Regions from separate parts of the Mus musculus genome. Here region 1 is linked to region 2. The links are chromatin loops, found by intact Hi-C in ENCODE. Cell type or tissue: heart. All regions are shown on one strand. Links, peaks and the distances in the headings refer to the core of each region. The heading gives the core; the rest is flanking DNA. Region 1 holds the start of Faf2 (Fas associated factor family member 2). Region 2 holds the start of Rnf44 (ring finger protein 44).

The links. Peaks named below come from ENCODE experiments on the same cell type or tissue, not always from the same donor. Only the 100,000 strongest peaks of a DNase experiment are listed, where the experiment ranks them.
Region 1: it touches region 2 in a loop (4-fold over the local background); 11 of 42 quality-filtered maps call a loop at or near these places.

What each region holds. Positions count from the first base shown.
Region 1 is chr13:54,616,246-54,625,582 of GRCm38, reverse strand. Faf2 (Fas associated factor family member 2) reads right to left here and starts at 3,799. Exons shown (of 11, transcript NM_178397.3): 1 at 3,680-3,799. The coding sequence starts at 3,742. In heart, for the core only: CTCF peaks have their summits at 3,901 (motif pointing right) and 8,384; a DNase peak (open chromatin) is centred at 3,822; H3K4me3 peaks cover 2,361 bases; H3K27ac peaks cover 1,746 bases.
Region 2 is chr13:54,681,581-54,690,917 of GRCm38, reverse strand. It overlaps Rnf44 (ring finger protein 44), which reads left to right and starts at 3,110. Exons shown (of 11, transcript NM_001146026.1): 1 at 3,110-3,424; 2 at 6,430-6,580; 3 at 6,843-6,957; 4 at 7,156-7,323; 5 at 7,699-7,875; 6 at 7,968-8,129; 7 at 8,217-8,338; 8 at 8,504-8,591; 9 at 8,684-8,805; 10 at 8,885-8,984; 11 at 9,107-9,337. The coding sequence starts at 6,474. The coding sequence ends at 9,169. In heart, for the core only: a CTCF peak has its summit at 5,542 (motif pointing right); DNase peaks (open chromatin) are centred at 2,737, 3,127, 3,677, 4,197 and 2 weaker places; H3K4me3 peaks cover 4,031 bases; H3K27ac peaks cover 3,212 bases.

The DNA of each region.
Region 1 (9,337 bases), core at 419-8,418, 65 kb after region 2:
AGTTCACTGCTCAGAAGGATCAGGCCTCATCTCACAAGTTTATTTGAATGTGATGTATGTGTCATGCCATGTGTGCCCCAGACCCTCACAATTTAAGTAAATACAATACATTTTTAACTAAACAAAGAAAGGGGTAAATGTCTTATTTCTGTGCAAGCAGAAAGAGGTCATTTCCTCCTATGGAACATAGGACATCTGCTCCTTTCTCTCTGACCATGCCATTCCTGCCATGGTGGTAAACCACCAGCCCAGAGGCAGTGAACCAAAGCATGGGAGAAATCTACACATATTTGGAAATTCAGGGACACTGATTCCAATAAAAGTAACTTTCCACATACTTACATCAGCTCTTCTTTAAATCTATACACCTATTGTTTTCCAGTAGAAATAGCTCAAAACATAATGTCTACATTATTCTACTCATCTGGTTCCAAAGCAAGCCAGAGCCATGAGTTACACATACACACAAAAGGAGCTTGGAAACATCAAATGGACTGAGAAACACGATTAGTATGCCTTAGAGAATTCTAACCCAAAATATGTCACATAAAGAAACAAATCTCAGACTTCCTGAAATGCTTTACTTTTACTAACAGATTCATTTAGGCTTATTCAGACAGAGTCTCATCCTGTAGGGTAACCTGAAACTCACTATATAGCCCAGACTGTCTTTGAACCTACAGAAATCCTCTGAATTAAACCTCTAAAGTGCTGGCACTGGTGTGAGCAACCACACCTAGCTCAACTGTGATACATAAAATGTGGACACACACTGAGGACTAACTGGGCCACCTTATTCTGATACCCACAGAGAGTCTAAGCACATACCCCATATTGCAAGAGTAGCAAACCCCAAACCTGGTGTTGTTACTCCTGTGTTAAACCTCTCCTGTCTGTGCCTATACAAGCCAGCACAGTATTGACAGGTCTCTGGAATCTGACTCGTTTACTTTCTCACTCCCAAGTCTCTATTTATTACGACAGCCACAGCCACACTCTTTCCCATCACCATATGTGAGCAACTCATTTTCTCAGCTTTCAATACTCTCCTGCCCACCATCTGCTGAAATCCTATTCCTCCTTCAAAGTTGCAAGGCATTGTGCTAAGAGCTCACTCAGCCTTTCAGGCCAGAGCTAGACCCACTAGAATTCCACTAATAGCTTCAGTATCCTTAGCAAATAAATCAAGGAATCTGTTTCCTCACCAGATACCACAGCAGACATAGCACCATTTGTACTTTGTAAAGTGTGTGGGTTATGCATACTGGTCATAAATGATCTAACATTGTACTTAAGGCAGAGAGGTAACAAACTAAGCTACCTTTCTTCCCTCCTTCAACATCAACAAGTTGTCCCTTCCCTAAACTCCAATAGCAAAGACAAAGATGGATGGTTAGATGGACGGACAAATGGACACACACACACACAGACCCCCCAAAGAGCTTCCTGGCACTCTCATTATTCATGTTACATACCCTGGCTTCAACATTAGGATACGAACAAGATGCTTACAAATGTGGACTTGTAAATATATGTACGGCACTATTTGTGTGAATTATCTGACCTCTCATATCTGTTTTCTTCAGTATAAAGAATGGAAGTTAACTATAGTCTCCTAAAGAAGTTTAAGGTTATAATGCTTGACATTTGTACATGTCAAACATTGTCTAACAGAGTCTGAGATGTTGACCCCAGGCTTGTTTACAGAACATAAAAACACAAAATGCATTTTTTCAATATAGTCAACTTGGTAAAACTTGACACTAAGCTAACTAATCTGACCTCAGTGTGACTGACCATGCTAGCCACTCTTCTTCTGATGTCCATGGAAAACAAGGAGATCCTTAGGCACTTTAAACTCCCATATAGTTGCACTCACAAACTTCTAAGTGTATCACAGTTTACCCTCATTTCACAGGTGGCTTAACACTAAGAGCTACAAAGTATAGTCTGCCCAATAAAACCCTGAAAGAAACGCTCTACAAAGCAGTGAAAGCTGTCTGTTTATTCATTCTTTAATGCTAATCTGGTGTCATCAATTTCTCTATGCTAAGCCTACATGAGCAATTTACCACTCAGACACATCCACCACATCGATTAAACATGCATGCGCACACACACAAACATCTCAGCGGTAACACCCGACTCTTAAGACGGTACAGCAGAGGCACTAGAAGCCCAGGGAAGGCCCTGGGAAGGCCATGCTTTAAATGGACACCACCAATTTAATAGCTGAGTAACCTAAGTAAGCCGTTCCCTTTTTGTTTGGAAAAGGCTGGCCTCAAACTCAGCAAAACTGAGATTATAGTCTCAGGCCACACCCACTGATGCTACTTCTTACAATTCATAGCCATCTGTAAGACAGGGCCTGTTACAGTATGGACCCTTTAGGGCTGTGCATTCAAAAAGCTAACATGCTTTAGTCAAGTTCTCACGACATCACAAATATTTAGTGGGCGGTGTCTGGCATTAAGGCTTAGCATAAAAAGTGCTAAAAAAAATCAATATTTAGCACATTTCCTATTAGAAAATGAGTTCTATTGACTTCAATTTATCTGGAAAATGATTATTAATAGTAACAACTGTTTAGGCACATTTTACAGTTTACAAAGTTGTCTTCTTCTTCTTTTTTTTTTTTTGTTTTTTTTTTTTTTGTTTTTTGTTTTTTCGAGACAGGGTTTCTCTGTGTAGCCCTGGCTGTCCTGGAACTCACTCTGTAGACCAGGCTGGCCTCGAACTCAGAAATCCCCCTGCCTCTGCCTCCCGAGTACTGGGATTAAAGGCGTGCGCCACCACTGCCCGGCCCCAAAGTCTTCTAAATACCGTGTAACACCCATAAACTCAGTTTACCTCCTAAAACATCCGCAAGGGAATAGACATTTTGAAGTTATATGTAAGAACTAAGGATACGGCTAATGCCATGGTTACCACCACCCGGGTGGCATCCTCCCACCAGACCCTCCACCTGATTAAAGTGCTTAGAGCCTTTTTTTTTTTAAAACAAAACAAAACAAAACCAGAAACATCCACTTAATGGGGCGGGTCCTGCAGGTTGCCACCCTCCTCAAGCAGAGTCAGCCGTTCAGGAGCAAGCCGAAGGGCAACAAATCCAGTCAGAGGCCTTCGATGATACTTCATGTTACATTGTTTCCTCCAGAGGCGTCCTCCCACATTTCTAGGGCAGGTGCCAGGTCTGTGTGTGGGCGCTTCTTTTCCCCACTACAACCACCCAACACGAGCCCTAGGGACCACCGAGAGACCCCCAGCAAGCGTCGGTGAATAACATGGGATGGTGGTGGTCTGCGGTCCAGCCCTGCAAGCTGATGCCAACTCTGCGATTGGGGATCTGAGTTATCTCTAGCACATCCCCACCAATCGATGGGCGGAGAGGGTCTGGCGGGTTAATCAGGCCGGCAAGGATTGCAGACCAGCGACGCTACGGGAAATCAAGGCAGCTGACCCACTGTGGTCGAGCCCGGCTAGCAGAGGTGGCTGGAAGGCTGAGGACCCACAGAGGTTGGGCGCCGGGGAAATCCGGGCAGTTGGCGTCTGGGGGGGAGGGGGCCGCCTGCGGGTTTGAAACTGGTCCCAACCCCAACCTGAGGATGGTTTTGCGCTCCTCTAGGGTCCCACTCCCCATCCCGCGGCGGCCTGGGCTGCACCGAGAACTCGCTGCTACCTGAAACTGCAGCAGCTTCTCGGTCTGCTCCTGAGTTAGATCCTGCTCCTCAGGCGCCGCCATTTTGCCGCCGCCTCTACGCTCCTGACCCGTCCGCACCGTCACCCGCCGGAAGTGATCTCAGGTGTAACCACTTCCGGCCTGAACCGCCGCCGGGACTCAACTGCGTCTGCGCGCGCTAACTCGCGGGCACCCTCCCCGCCCCCTTCCGAATCTCGCCACCAGAGGGCGACGTTCGCGTGTCTAGGCCGAACAATTCAGGACCCTGCCGATCTATCTCCCAAAGATCTAAAATTGATGAAAAGATGACAGACCCCAGAGGGTCAGTGTACCTCCAGGAGCTCGAGAGAGTCCCGCAATTTGGCTGCTCCTTAACCGTTTTTTTAAATTATCTACGATATTCTTGAAGATTTCTCAGGAAACGATTGCTTTCACGAAATAGCGCCAGTTTGATACTTAATCCTTTCATAAAGTTGGTCTGCCTTATTAGGGGAAACAGTGGTGAGGCTTTGTTGTCTCTTGCTAGGAGTGTCTGTAACCAGGTTAATGGTGCTTCCCAGACACTCAGCTCTGTACCTCGTCCAACCTCATGCCCAGGCCACTCGCCCTTCATCCCTTTGACAGACCAAAGATAAGATAGTTGGTCTGAGTCAAGGAAACTTGACTTTAAGTGTGTATGATTCCTTGCATACGAAGGGTATCCTGGAGCAAGCCACCTAGACTCTGTTACTTTTGGTTGAACGCGATTGACTTAAAGCCTGCCCATTCCTCCTTTGCCTTTTCCTGGGCACACTGCGGTGGCCAAGACTTGAAGATCTTGAACTCAAGAGCAACCTGCACTACATAATGAGACCGTGTGTCAAAACGACAACAATCAAAGGAACAACACACACACACACACACACACACACACACACCCCGAGTGCATTTTATTCCTAACCTTTAGGCCCTTCTTAGCCTAATATTGTCCAATAAAAACGTGAGCCACACGAGCAATTTTTTAATAGCAGCCATACTAGGGAGAAGTGATGTTCTGCTGATGGGAAACTAAATTATTAGTTCATCCATTACAGAAATCAGAATAAAGACTCCCCTCACAATTAGTTAGAACTGTTATACAACCCAGCTACACCAGTTCTGGTGCACACTTCCAAGAGTCAAAGTCAGTTTACTATAGACATACCTGTAATTCACATACTTACTGATATGCACAATAAATCATAGACTCAGCCTAAGTGTCTACCAGTAGATGAGTGGACAAAAAAAAAAAAAAAAGTCTGTATATAGCAGGGCATGGCAGCACATACCTTTAATCCCAGTACTCAGTTGGTAGAGGCAGGTGGATCCCTGAGTTCCAGGTCAGCCTGGTCTACAAATCAAGTTCCAGAACAGCCAGGGCTACACAGGGGAAACCCAGTCTCAAAAACAAAACAAAATTCTAGCACTGGAGAGATGGCTCAGCAGTTAAGAGCATTGTCTATTCTTCCAGAGGACTTAAGTTCAGTTCCCAGCACCAACATGGCAGCTCGAAAAAGTCTAAAACTCCAGTTCCAGACATTCATAGGTGCAGGGAAAACAACAATGCACTTAAAATAAAAAAGTTTGCCAGGCGGTGGTGGCACACGCCTTTAATCCCAGCACTTGGGAGGCAGAAGCAGGCAGATTTCTTAGTTCGAGGCCAACCTGGTCTACAGAGTGAGTTCCAGGATAGCCAGGGGTGAGTTTAGAGGAGCTCTGAGGACAACTGGGGACAGTTAGTAATGAATGCAAATTGGTTCTAGGATCCAGGAGCTACGCAAACACTAAATGACTCTGTGATTTAAAGGACTCATTGCTCTTGCAGGGGACCTGGATTTCATTCCTGGCACCTGCATGGTGGATCACAATCATCTGGAGTTCCACCTTCAGGGGATCCGACACCACGTCTGGCCGCTGAGGCCCCCCAGACACACATGCGGTGCACAGACATACTCACAGGCAAATACTCATGTATCTAAAAAATAAAAAAGAATAAATCTATTAAAAGATAAAAAAATGCCTGGAGGTGGGGGGTACAAACTTTAACTCTGAGCACTCAGGAGGCAGAGGCAGGTGAATCGCTGAGTTTGAGGCCAGCCTGGGCTATGCAGTGAGTTCCAGGACAGCCAGGGCTAAACAAAGGAACCTGTCTCATAGGGAGAAGAAGGAGAAGGAGGAAGAGGAGGAGGAGGAGGAGGAGGAGGAGGAGGAAGAGAGGAGGAGGAGGAGGAGAAGAAGAAGGAGGAGGAGGAGGAGGAGAAGAAGAAGAAGAAGGAAGAAGAAGAAGAAGAAGAAGAAGAAGAAGAAGAAGAAAGAAAGAAAGAAAGAAAGAAAGAAATACATTAAAAATACACCAGGAAGGTCTATTTTTTAAAAAAAAGATTTTATGTATTTTATATATATGATGAGTACATGTAGCTATCTTCAGACACACCAGAAGAGGGTGTCAGATCCCATTACAGATGGTTGTAAGCCACCATGTGGTTGCTGGGAATTGAACTCAGGGCCTCTGGAAGAGCAGTCAGTGTTCTTAACCGCTGAGCCATCTCTCCAGCCCTAGAAAGGTCTATTGAAAAGATAAAGACTCCATCACTTATAACAGTCATTTATATCAAAAGAGTGATGTTGAACCCAGTGTCGTGGGATGGTGGGACTGCCTTATTTAGATCTCTCTGATCTACAGTCATTCTCTAGGTTTGGCCTGTAAGAATAATACCCAACCTTTCTGAGTCCTTTATGGTACCTACTGTTCTGTCATAGCCCCAGGCAGTTTCATGTGCATGAAGGAGACCAAGGAGAAAGAGACCACGAAAGCCTCAAGTTCCAGGCCATTTTGCCCATTTTATACTGTGCAAACTCCAAGTTTACCAGATGGATACCCAATCACCTCTACTGTCTTATTTAGCTTCCATTGTCAATTTGATACAGCCCAGAGTCACTTTAAAAAGGGAATTTCAACTGAAGGATTGCCCAGGTCAGACTGGCCTGTGGGTGTGTCCGGGGAAAACTGTCTTGGTAGGTAATGGATGAAAGAGTGCCCAGCACACTGTGGTTGTTCCCAAGCTGTATAAGAAAACCAATCAGCAAGCAGTGTTCATCCTTCAAGATCCCTCTGAGTTCTTGCCCCAACTTCCCTTAATCATGGATCATAACCTATGAGCTGAAGGGAATCTTTTTGACAGAAGCCATCTAGAAAAATCTAAGGCAAGCAAGTGAGTTTTCTGGAGATGGCCCACCATTTTACAAGGCTGTGGTGGGTGAGCTCTGAGATGCAAGGGCACCAGAGACTTCACCCTTCTTGCTTCTTGCTGCCATTTCTGTAACTGTTGCATAACCTAGTGATTCCTAGGCACCTGACCACCCTATTGGGTAAATTTTCTGCAGACCTACAAGAAGATGCAAGCTCATGTAATTATGCTGTATAGACAAATTGATGATTTCACAATTTTTTTTTTTTGGTTTTGTTTTTGTTTTTCAAGACAGGGTTTCTCTGTGTAGCCCTGGCTGTCCTGGAACTCACTCTGTAGACCAAGCTGGCATCAAACTCAGAAATCCACCTGCCTCTGACTCACAAGTGCTGGGATTAAAGACATGCACCACCACTGCCCAGCGATTTCACAATTTCTGATAATGATTTTTATAGAACTCTTAAATTGATACAAATACTCTCTTTATTGCAGAATAAAGCTACAAACAGAGCTCTATACACCTTCACATGTCACAAGCTAGTTGTACTAGGGTAAGAAAGCAGTCTTGGAAACCAATTTGTCATCAAGGAAAATGTTCTTTCTAGGTCAGGTCCAAGGATGAAGCCACAGGTGTGCACTGTGATAAAGCAAGGCCAGGTGAAACTGTTGCTTTGAACTTAAAATGAGCTTATAGAATGAGACACTGCTTTGAACTTCCTATTGACATCCTTCTGTGACTCCCCTTTAGTGTAACATTTTACCTGTGAGGTAATTTTATAAAGAAGCTTTGTCTAAGAAGGAATAAAAAGGCTGAGAGAAGAAATAAAGTGTGGCTTTTGCTTTGGGTGCTCTGCTCCATCCATCAAAGATATATATGCATATGTCTGTTTGTCTACATGTACGTACATACATACATACCTGTATAGGTGTGTGTGTGTGTGTGTGTGTGTGTGTGTGTGTGTGTGTATGCATGCATGAACACTTGAGGAATTGTTGAAATAGGAGGTCAAGCCTGGCCAAAGTGTGTGTATCTCTGTGTGTCTGTGTGTGTTCTTGAATTCTTGCCTTTTTTTTTTTTTTTTTTCTTTTCTCTCTGGCTCCTGAAGAGTTAACTACAAGTCTCTCACCTGGCCAGTAAGGGGCCCTAGAACCAGAGAGAAACTAAGCCTTTTTCTTAAATTCCCTGCTGCCATCAGTGGGAATCAAATTACCAGAAGCCAGCAGCTTTTGTCTACAGAAAGGCAAGGAGTTAAAATCAGAATTGCCAAAGGCAAAACAGTTCTGGCTCTGATCACCACTAAAGCCACTCATGGCTGCCTACCTCAGTCTACCTGGATACTGGGCTGGCCACCAGCACCCTTTCCTCCTCTAAGCTTCGTTTGGCCATGGTGTTTGTTACATGGTGTTGTTTGACACCAACCAAGTTAGAGCATCTACTGTCTAGTCATCCTGGCTATAAACCATCTATCCGCAAGTTATTCACCTCCTTAACCACTAGGAGACATGAACTTACACTGTGTCCTATGCGTTCATTATTCTAGATGTCTGCTGTAAGTGGGATCATGTAACACCCTGCCTTTGTGGCTAGCTTCTTTCACTTGCAGTAATGCTCTCAAAGCTCAATTATGTTGAAGCGTATGTCATACTTTTTATGACTGAATCATGCTGTACTTTCTTGAGTGACCGCAGTTTTCACTCGTTAATCGGCTAATGGACATTTGAATTTTTCATATTTAGATTATTTTGTCGTGTTGTGTTTTGTTTGTTTGTTTTTTCTTTTCTGAGACAGGGTCTTTGCTATTATAAACCAACCTATCTCCAAGCTCCTGATCCTGCTGCCTCCGAGCTCCAAGAGCTGGCCTTGCAGGTGTGTCCCACCATGCCTTGCTTACTGTCGATGACTGTCATTTAACAACCCTGCTGTGAATATTTGTATAGAAACTTTGTTTTGAATAGCTGTTTTGATTCTTGTGTAGATAGACCCGGGGATTCAAGTTGCTGGGTCATCTGGTGATTCTATTTTTAATTTTTTGAAGAAACAGCAGCTAAATTTTTACATTCTACAGTCTGTAGTGGATCCAAGTTTTCAGTGACCTTGTTAACACTTCTCCCTTTGAGAAAAAAAAAAAGTCTGTGCTACCGTTAAGAGTGTGAAATGCTATCTGAGGCTTGGATTTGCATTTCTGTGATGACTAATGATGCTTTTCACGTGACTGCTGGCCATTTGTACATTTTCATTGCTTTGCTTTTAAGACAAGGTCACACCATTCAGTCTAAGCTGGTCTTCAATTTGTGCTGGGATTATAACTGTGGACTTGCCGGGCGGTGGTGGCGCACACCTTTAATCCCAGTACTCCGGAGGCAGAGGTAGGCGGATTTCTGAGTTCGAGGCCAGCCTGGTTTACAGAGTGAGTTCCAGGACAGCCAGGGCTACACGGAGAAACCCTGTCTC
Region 2 (9,337 bases), core at 679-8,678:
GATGTCAGTGCACTTAGAAGGCGAACCCCTTCAGCCAGGAGATTATTGAGGGAGACAGTGACTGAGGCAGGGTTTTGTGTGATTAGTTCACACAGTGAAGGTCTGGGTCCTATCAGCCCTTGTAAAAGGGGAGGTGGGAGTGGAACGATGAAGGAAGGAGGAACTGATCTGTAGACCAGGAAAGGCTCTTCCAACAGAAGGGGCCAGGCTCAGCTGGCAGAAGGAATACCAACATGGTGCAGGAAGGGCTTAGAAGAGGTGAGCCCAGAAGATTGGCAGGGTGAGCATATTAGAGGCACCTCAGGGCCAGTGCACACTTGGTGGCAGTGAGGAGCCCCTGCAGGCTCCTCCTGAAGCAGCAGCAGGCAGGCAGATTTAAGTGTCTTTGAACATGGGCAGGATTTCTAGGTGCTTGTAATTGGTGGACATGAGGTTGAAGGGAACGGGAGAATTGATAAGGGGCCAACAAAGAACATCATTGTGCGTGTCCAAGTTCATGCGCATTCGTGGGAAATAGAGTGCCATCCCAAGTATCGCCTGTGCCACTACGTCATTACCTTGATGTCCTGTTGCTCAGAGATCTCCGCACATTGCCCCTGTACCACCTTGCCTTCAGCATGTTGGCTGCGTATCATCAGTGCAGTTAGTTGGCTAAAGGGTGTTCTGAGCCAAAGGGTGGACCCCCCCCTCCCAGTTTTCTTCTAGATTCTTCCATTGGCTACTTTCCATGAGAAGAGATTTTCATTGTAAGAGAAAAGTTTTTATGTCATAAAATTGGGCTTAAAGGACTGGAGAGGTAGTTCAGCAGTTAAGAGCACTTGCTGCTTTTCCAGAGGACCAGGGTTCGATTCCAAGCATCTATATCAGTTGATTTAAGCTGTCTTTAACTCTAGTTCTCAGGGGTCCAATGATATATTCTGGCCCTTACAAGCATTGCCTGTGAGTTGTACAAACATATAGGCAGACACACCCTCATACATATACATAAAATGATAAAGTCCTTTAAAAATAAGCCTAAGATATATTGTTTTATAGGTTTTGGCAATTTTATTCAGTGGGTTGTACTGTCTAGAATTTGTATTTTGAGACAAGATTCCTGTGTAGCCCTAGCTGTCCAGTCTGTAGATCAGGGTGGCCTCTAACTCAGAGGCCACCTGCCTTTCCCAGTTTCTGGGATTAAAGGCATCGGCCACTACACCCAGTTTTGTCTAGAATTTTTTGTTTGTTTGTTTTTTGAGACAGGGTTTCTGTGTATAGCCCTGGCTGTCCTGGAACTCAATTTGTAGACCAGGCTGGCCTCAGAAATCCATCTGCCTCTGCCTCCGAAGTACTGGGATTAAGGGTGTGCACCACCACGCCCGGCTAGAATTTTTTTGAATAGAATTTTATGTGTATTGGTGTTTTGCCTGCATGTATGTCTGTGTGAGGGTGTCAGATTCCTTGGAGCTACAGACAGTTGTAAACTGCCCTGTGGGTGCTGGGAAATGAACCCTGGTTCTCTGGAATAGTAACTAGTGCTCTTAATCGCTGAGCCATCTCTCCAGCCCTCTGTCTAGAATTTTTAAAAGCAAATACACAGTTACCAAATTAAAAAAATTTAAACTAGGAGTGGTGGTATAATGCCTGTAATCTCAGCACTTGGGAAGAGGATCAAGAGTTGAGGCTGCCTGAGATAGAGGAGATTATGTTTATAAGCACACAAAAACAATAGTAATACAAAGAAAAATTTAAAAATCTGCCCTCCTTGCTGGGCAGTGGTGGCATAATCCCAGCACTTGGGAGGCAGAGGCAGGTGGATTTCTGAGGCCAGCCAGGGCTATACAGAGAAACCCTGTCTCAAAAAACAAATCTGCCCTCCTGAACAGGTGCACCCTAATGAGAATTCCTGTGTCTTTTCCCAAATCACTTCCCACTGTATGCTGATACAATATTCAGTTGAAATTGATAATATTGTTACACCTTGTTAGTAAATTGGTTTGTTTTTTAAATATTTGGGATTATGGGATGCATCCACAAAGTACAGAGTGTCACCCATCTGTAGCCACAGAGGTTTAACAAATGTTGCCATTTTCTACTGACATCCTGTTCTGGGTTGGTGGACTCTGTAGTAGTCCAGTTACTACAGACCGGCCTAGTAGACATGAGTGCTTTAGGTAATGGTGATGTTCTGCTTATATAATCGATGCAGACACACCATACCCCACTTTGTATGTTTGCCTGGCCGGGGGGGGGGGGGGCATCCTAAGGGGACACCGACGTCTGCCCCCTCTCTCGCCTCAGCTGTGTTACTATCTGGGTGTGTGATATTTTTGTTGCTTGTATTTTGAAGACAAGGTCTCTGTAGCTATGTAGACCAGGCTGTTCTCGAACTATTGATCCGCCGGTCCTGGAGGAGTGACTCTTCTTTCCGGTACAGTGGCTTGCTTGTCCTGATCCCTAGGCTCTCAGTCGTTGAGAAGCTTAGAGAACTAAACTGCAGAAACCTCCCTGGGCCTGGTTCAGGAGATCCCAACTCTTCCCACTTCAGCTGAACTAGAGCCTCTCCACCCCTTTTCCCGGGCCGCGCTAGGGGCGGGGTGCCGAGATGTTTCTGTGACGTCAGCACGCGCAAGACCAATCCCCCTACCCAGGAGACGTTAAATCATTTGCATGGCTCCTCAGTCATTGGTCTCTTCAGCCCTGGGTTGTCCCAGCTGTTTAAAGGCGCCGTCTAACGGAACAGAAAGCGAGCGAGTAGAGAGGCGAGGTGAGCTATGAGGTCATCGCAGGCCTGCCGGGCTTGTGGTGACGTCATCTCCGGGAAGTGTGCTTGCCGAGCTAAGAGCGGTCCTCTCACCTCGGCTGCGTGAGAGGCTGCGTGCCCCACAGAGGCCGCGGCCCTAAGAAGGTAACCTTGACCTGTTAGTGCGTGCCACGGTCCCCGTACCTGGGCTCGCACCGCTCATCACCTGCGACTCGGCCTTGTGGGCTTTGAAGTATGAGGTGGGGGCGAAGAGGCTTTTTTAGCCAGCCTTTCAAGATGGCGACCCGCTAGTCACGTGCCGCCCGCAGGACGCGATTGGCCGACGCGCGGCGCGGGGCGGGGCCTGCGGGGCGGGGCCTGCGGGGCGGGGCGGGTGTCCGCTCTTGCCGCTACTGTTTGCTTGCGCGTCCTGGCGCGCCCCCGCGAGCCGCCTCCCGCGCTGCGCGCCCCCGCCGATCCGAATGTTGTGAATCAAAACGTGGGGCTGGTTCCATCCGGCCGCCGCGGACAGTTCTTAAAGGGCCAGCCCGCCGGAGAGCACAGCTGCGTCCTGCGCCGCCCTTCTCTCGGGCCCGGGCTGGGGAGGCGGAAGACAGAGCAGGCTCGCGAAGGAGCGGGCGCTTCACCGTCCGCACCCCGCATCGCGAACAAAGGAGCCCGCGTGTGGTCGGACGGCTGCCGGTGAGTCGGGCCGGGCCTCTTAACTTCGGACCCGCACCCCGGAACTACGGCTCCCTCGGGGACGCGTTGTTTGCCGGCCTCGTAGGCGTCGATCCCGGGCTGAGGGAGTGGTGGGAGACGGCGGCGGGGCCCCCGGGCCAGGTGCTGCCTGCGGCTACCTAGTCCGGGCCGCTCTTCTGCCTTGCAGAGCGCTGCGGTGGAGGGGAAGGAGCCAACCCCTCCCCCTGCAGCCGCCACTTCCTTTGTTGTTGCTTTTGTCTCACGCCGAGCACATGGTCCGGGATCCTCGGCTCTTAAAGTCACAGCGCTCTAGCCCCAGCGGTGCTGCCTGCCTTTTCCCCTCAGTGTTCCTCCGAGTGCGGCATTACGGAGTAAGGGGAACAACGGAGGCCCCTCCTGAGACAGGTGTACGAGCTTCGGTCCCATCCCCAAGGAGGGGTAGCTTTGGAAAACTGCTGGAGCCCCACGGCCTGCTTTGGGGAGGAGCCTTATCCTCTGGGACTTTGTTTTCCTTCCCCATAATGTGAACACCTAGTTTCTTGTCTGTGGCTTTTTTAGGGGCGCCCTGGGGAGATTTCAGTCTCTATTGTTAATAAGGCTTAGCCGAAACTAAAGGGGTTCTTTAACCAAGGTCACCCAGGGAGTCTAAGCTGGCCAAGGTGTGGTGGTTCCGCCCTAAATCGCCTCCTCGGCCTTTGTGGGAGTTGGGAAGCTCCTACTTAGAGGGAGGTACGGCGAGCATGTAGGGTAGGGGAACTTGTATTCCCACCTAAGCCTGCTCGTCTGCTAGAGGGAGTGAATCTTTCTGCAAACCGACCCTATTCGACTCTACTCAAGGGTTAGAATGTGTGCTTGGGACTCTGTACTTGGCTGGCGGGGTTGTGGACCCATGGGGACAAGAGATAGACTTAGGGGAGTTTACACAAACTTTATGGATAGAGAGCAGTACAGTGAAGAGAGGTGTGGGAAAGCAGTGGTGCTGGTTGACCTTGAGTGTGTTGATTGGTCCAGCTCAGTCACTCTTGCGTCTCTGGGACACTACTCACGCATAAAGATACTACATCTCACACGTGGCTCCTGAAGTACTCTGTAGTTTTCCCTCCGACCACTGTCATTGAGACTACTGGGGCTTTGGGTCTAGGGAACCAGCCAGGAGGACCAATTGTGTTCCCCGTGGTCTAGAACAAGTCCTTGGGGTTTCAGTAACTGAAATGGGTGTGTCCCCTCTTTACCACTTTAGTTTCTGGCAGGAGTTAAAGAACCACCTTTCTGTTCCTCAGGTACACTGCTGGACACCATGCTCGTGCCTCCTTTAGCGCTTAGGGACTTGTGTCTACCTAGGGTAGGGGTGCAGGAGGAGGCCAACCATTCACACCACAGCTGGCCTTCACTTAAGGCTGCCTCTTCTCTTCCCTTTAAAGTAGCCTTTGATGGGTCCCTGAGAGATCGTTCTTAGGTTCCCATTTTTACAGAGGAGGAATCTGAAGTTCAAGGAGAGGAAGTGATGGGCCTAAGACCCTGGCAAGAAGTTGGGGGTGATGCTGTTACCTTTGGCTCCATTGCTTCCCACTAGATGTCCTTCTGTCTGCTGGGTTGGGATAGGCCAGGCATCTTGTTTCAGGTATTTGAGTTTTCCCTGACCTGGAATCTCAAAAGTGGGGGCCTATGTGTCAGGGTATCTTGGAGAGAAGGCCCATTTTCTGACTGAGGAGGGAGAGCAAATGCAGTTGGGTTGTGTGTGTGTGTGTGTGTGTGTCCATCCATCCATCCATTCCTGTATGCTTTAGCCTCATTTCAGAGACTAAGATTTGGGGGGAGTGATTATAACCTCCCATTGTTTACTCTGACAACACCCTGTCATTGAGGCTTCTTCAGTTGAATCCCACTCCTGCTGAGTGCCTGAGCCGGTCAGTAACAGCAGTGAATCCAGCTGGTATACCCCAGGTCTGTGGCTGAGGCCAGGCACTGTTGGGGAATGTGGAGGAAGCATTCTTCCCTGCAGACTTGGAGAATTGGGGCCCAAACTTGGCGAGTCCTGGGTAGAGGAAATGGTTCTGACCTTTGCAGGACCAGCTGAGGTGCTTAACTGGAACTGCCCTCCCTTGCTGTGTCAGCAGGGGGCAGCATTTGAAACTGGACATCAGATGACCATAGGTTTGTTGGCTGAGAAAGAGTGAAAAGACCACCTTGTGGCACAAGGCTGGCTAGTCCAGTGTGATACACTCTTCAGTGTTGCAGGGCCTGATGGGTTTCAGCGTGTTCCTTGCCAAGGCTTCATCCTGACTGAGTTAGTTGCAGAAGCCTGAGGTTGGACCTGCTCTGGGGTTACAAGACATGGGTGTGTACCAGGCCGTGCATGCTGCCAGCTGAAAGCTTCTTCCTAGTCTCTGTGGAGCCTTGAGATACCCTCCTCTGTGAGCACCAGGCTGTAGAGACAGGCTTGAAGCCACCCATTTCCTAGCTTTGACATGTGGAACCTGGGACAGTGAGTCTGTTCTCCCAAGCCTGCTAAAAGCTTTCCTTAGTTGTGGGGTCACACCCGAGTGGGCACTGGAGGGGAGGGCTCGGGAGAGAGAACAAGTTCCAAGGCTGGGAAGCAGGTCAGACTATCTTACCTAGCACTTATCTAGAGGGGAGTTGAGTCCCAGGTCTCTCTGGAGTTCCTCTTCAGCCAGCCACATGAAAGGGGAGCCTAAAGCTCCCCAAAAGTCCCAGCTGCCTGGGGCTCAAGATTTAGCCTTTGTCATGAGGCAGAGGAGGAGCTTACTCCAGCCTGAGCCTCCTCAGGCCAGCTGGCCCTGAAGCATACTGGTCTGGCCTCTGAATTTTTCATATTCTAAGGAGATTTGACCCCATTTCACAGAATAGGAAACTAAGACTAGCTTGTCAGTGTTGGACCCCTGGCTTCAGAGGACCTGTCCAGGTTTTGTTGGTTTCCCAGGTACTAATTATACAAGCAACTGTCTTTTTCTATTCCCCCACATCTTTCTCTAATTACCTCCTAGGGTTGTGAGCCCCGGCACAGCCCCTCCACCTCCCTGCCCTCCTGATGAGACCATGGACTTTGGCAGTGACTAAGTGGCCACCTTCTGCCCCTGTGGGTCACTGGCGAGTCTCTACAAGGCTTAGCAGCAGTCCAGGCCAGCTCTGGGGAAGGTAGGAAGAAGTCTCTATCTCTTAATTCAAGGGCAGCCAGCTTGGCTTGGGTTCAAGGGCAGAGGGGTGGGCCCCAGGGCCCTGAGCTACTTGGCTTCCTAGTGTGGGTCATTACCCTGGCTTCTCTCCATGAATTATAAATGAGTGGTGCCCCTCTATCCTGTTGGGGCTCCTCTGTGTGGTACAGCCTTGGCCACGAGGGGCCCCTGGTCAGCCCACCTGCCCAGGATGAGCGCTTACCCTCCCAGCAGCTGCTGCCCAGACCATCAAACCTCTCTGTAGAGGAGCACCGAGCCTCAGCTCCTGCCGGCAGGAGCCCCCGAATGCTGCACCCAGCCACCCAGCAGAGCCCGTTCATGGTTGATCTCCACGAACAAGTAAGTACAACTACCTCACCCCCTGCCCCCCAACTTATTTCTACCAAACTAGTCTAAGGAGTAGAGGCAGCAGAAATGAGTGTTTTGCCATACTTAGCATATGTTATCCCATGATGTGGATGGAGAAATTGGGTTCCAGAAAGGGGAAGGGTCTTCCCCAGGTTTCCTCCCTCCAGTTCTCTGCTGCTCTCTCCACAGGTGCACCAGGGACCTGTCCCTCTGTCCTACACGGTCACCACAGTGACAACCCAAGGCTTCCCTTTGCCTACAAGCCAACACATCCCTGGCTGCAGTGCCCAGCAGCTCCCAGCATGCTCCGTGATGTTCAGTGGGCAGCACTACCCCCTCTGCTGCCTCCCACCTCCGGTGAGTGAATGACTTCTTCCACCCAGGTACAAGCCACACTGTCCATTCCAGCAGATGTAGTCACAGGCACCCTTGGGAACTGAACCAGATGCTTGGGCAGTATACTAACTTGGCCGCCTGCCCTGGCCCCTTCCAGAGCAACATGTGCCTGTGGGCTTCCACCCAGGTGCAAGGCAGTTTGGAGTTGAGGGACTATCTGTACCAAAGAGCCTGCTGCATGCAGTGGCAGTGGCAGTGGCAGTGGCAGAGATGCTGCAGTGGTGGTGGGACTGAGCTGCTGGAGGCCCAGGGCTAGGCATGCATAGGAACCTGTAGCTGGAAGGTGGTCCCTGGCCTGCGTGGCAAGCATAGGCCCAGCTTCTCTACCTCTCTCAGCAGCTGATCCAGGCGTGCACCATGCAGCAGCTCCCTGGGCCCTACCACACCTACCCCCACCTCATCTCCAGTGACCACTACATCCTTCACCCACCACCGCCAGCCCCACCGCCCCAGCCTACCCACATGGCACCGCTTGGGCAGTTTGTGTCCCTGCAGACCCAGCACCCACGTATGGTAAGTGTGGGAACTGGAGGGGGAGGGGAGTGCAGAGTAGGAAGACCTGAGCTTGTTATAACCAGCTGGCTGACTGGCCTTTCCTCACTTAGCCCCTGCAGCGGCTGGATAACGAGATGGACCTTCGAGGAGACCAGCACCCCTTGGGTAGCTTCACTTACTCCACCTCTGCCACTGGCCCAGCCTTGTCGCCCTCAGTGCCCCTTCACTACCTACCCCATGATCCACTGCACCAGGAGCTGTCCTTTGGTGTGGTGAGTGGCCGTCCCTATCTGAAGCCAAGCTTGGGCAGTGGGCAGGTGGGCCTGCCAGTTGACCTGCGCTTGGTTCCCTGTGTGCAGCCATATTCCCACATGATGCCACGAAGACTGAGCACACAGAGATACCGCCTGCAACAGCCGCTGCCACCACCCCCACCGCCGCCGCCACCATCTTACTACCCAAGCTTCCTACCCTACTTCCTGTAAGTGCCAGCATAACTGCCCTAGTGCCATTAGGCCTTGTTCTCTGGGGGCCTCCACAGTTCTGGTAGCCCCAGATCCTGAGTATGAACTGTGTACATGGAGGAGTGAGGGTCACTTTGTTCTGCCTCCACTGACCTGCATTCTGGGCCTCCCTCCCTGTCTAGTTCAATGCTGCCAATGTCACCGACCACCGTGGGCCCCACCATCAGCTTGGACCTGGACGTGGATGACGTAGAGATGGAGAACTATGAGGTCTGTGGAGCCCGGGCTGGGCTGGGCCAGGAAGGGGTGAGGTGGTAAACCTATAACCTCAGGCGCTGCTGACCTCCCTTGCCTGGTTGTAGGCTCTCCTGAACCTGGCTGAGCGGCTGGGAGACGCCAAGCCCCGGGGCCTCACCAAAGCAGACATCGAACAACTGCCGTCGTATCGCTTTAACCCTGACAGCCATCAGTCTGAGCAGACTCTGTGAGTGTCACCCTGGAAGCCCAGGGAGGGCCCTCCGCTGCCTCAGCTGTCACTGTGCTGACACTGTGCCCCTCCTCAGGTGTGTGGTCTGCTTCAGTGACTTCGAGGTGCGGCAACTGCTCCGAGTCCTCCCCTGCAACCACGAGTTCCATGCCAAGTGTGTTGACAAGTGGTTGAAGGTAAGGTGGCCTGAGCCGGCTCCTGGGTGTCTCTAGGGGCAGGAGTGGAGATTTTCTCCAAGTCAGATAGGTGGGGGAGGGGAGGTCACGCAATGGGGTCTGATGTGTGGGTGTTCTCCCAGGCCAACCGGACCTGTCCCATTTGCCGGGCGGATGCCTCCGAGGTGCCCAGGGAGGCCGAGTGAGGCTCCACAGCCACCCACGAGATCCCTGCCCAAAGCTCCGGAATTGGGTGGGGGGGAGCAGGGCGTGGCCCGGGGAGGACTGTGAGGGCGGGGCCAGGCCTGTCAGCGTTCCCACCTGCCACTCCAGAGCTGGTGCCAGGGTCAGTCTGGAGAAGCCCCTGCAATAAG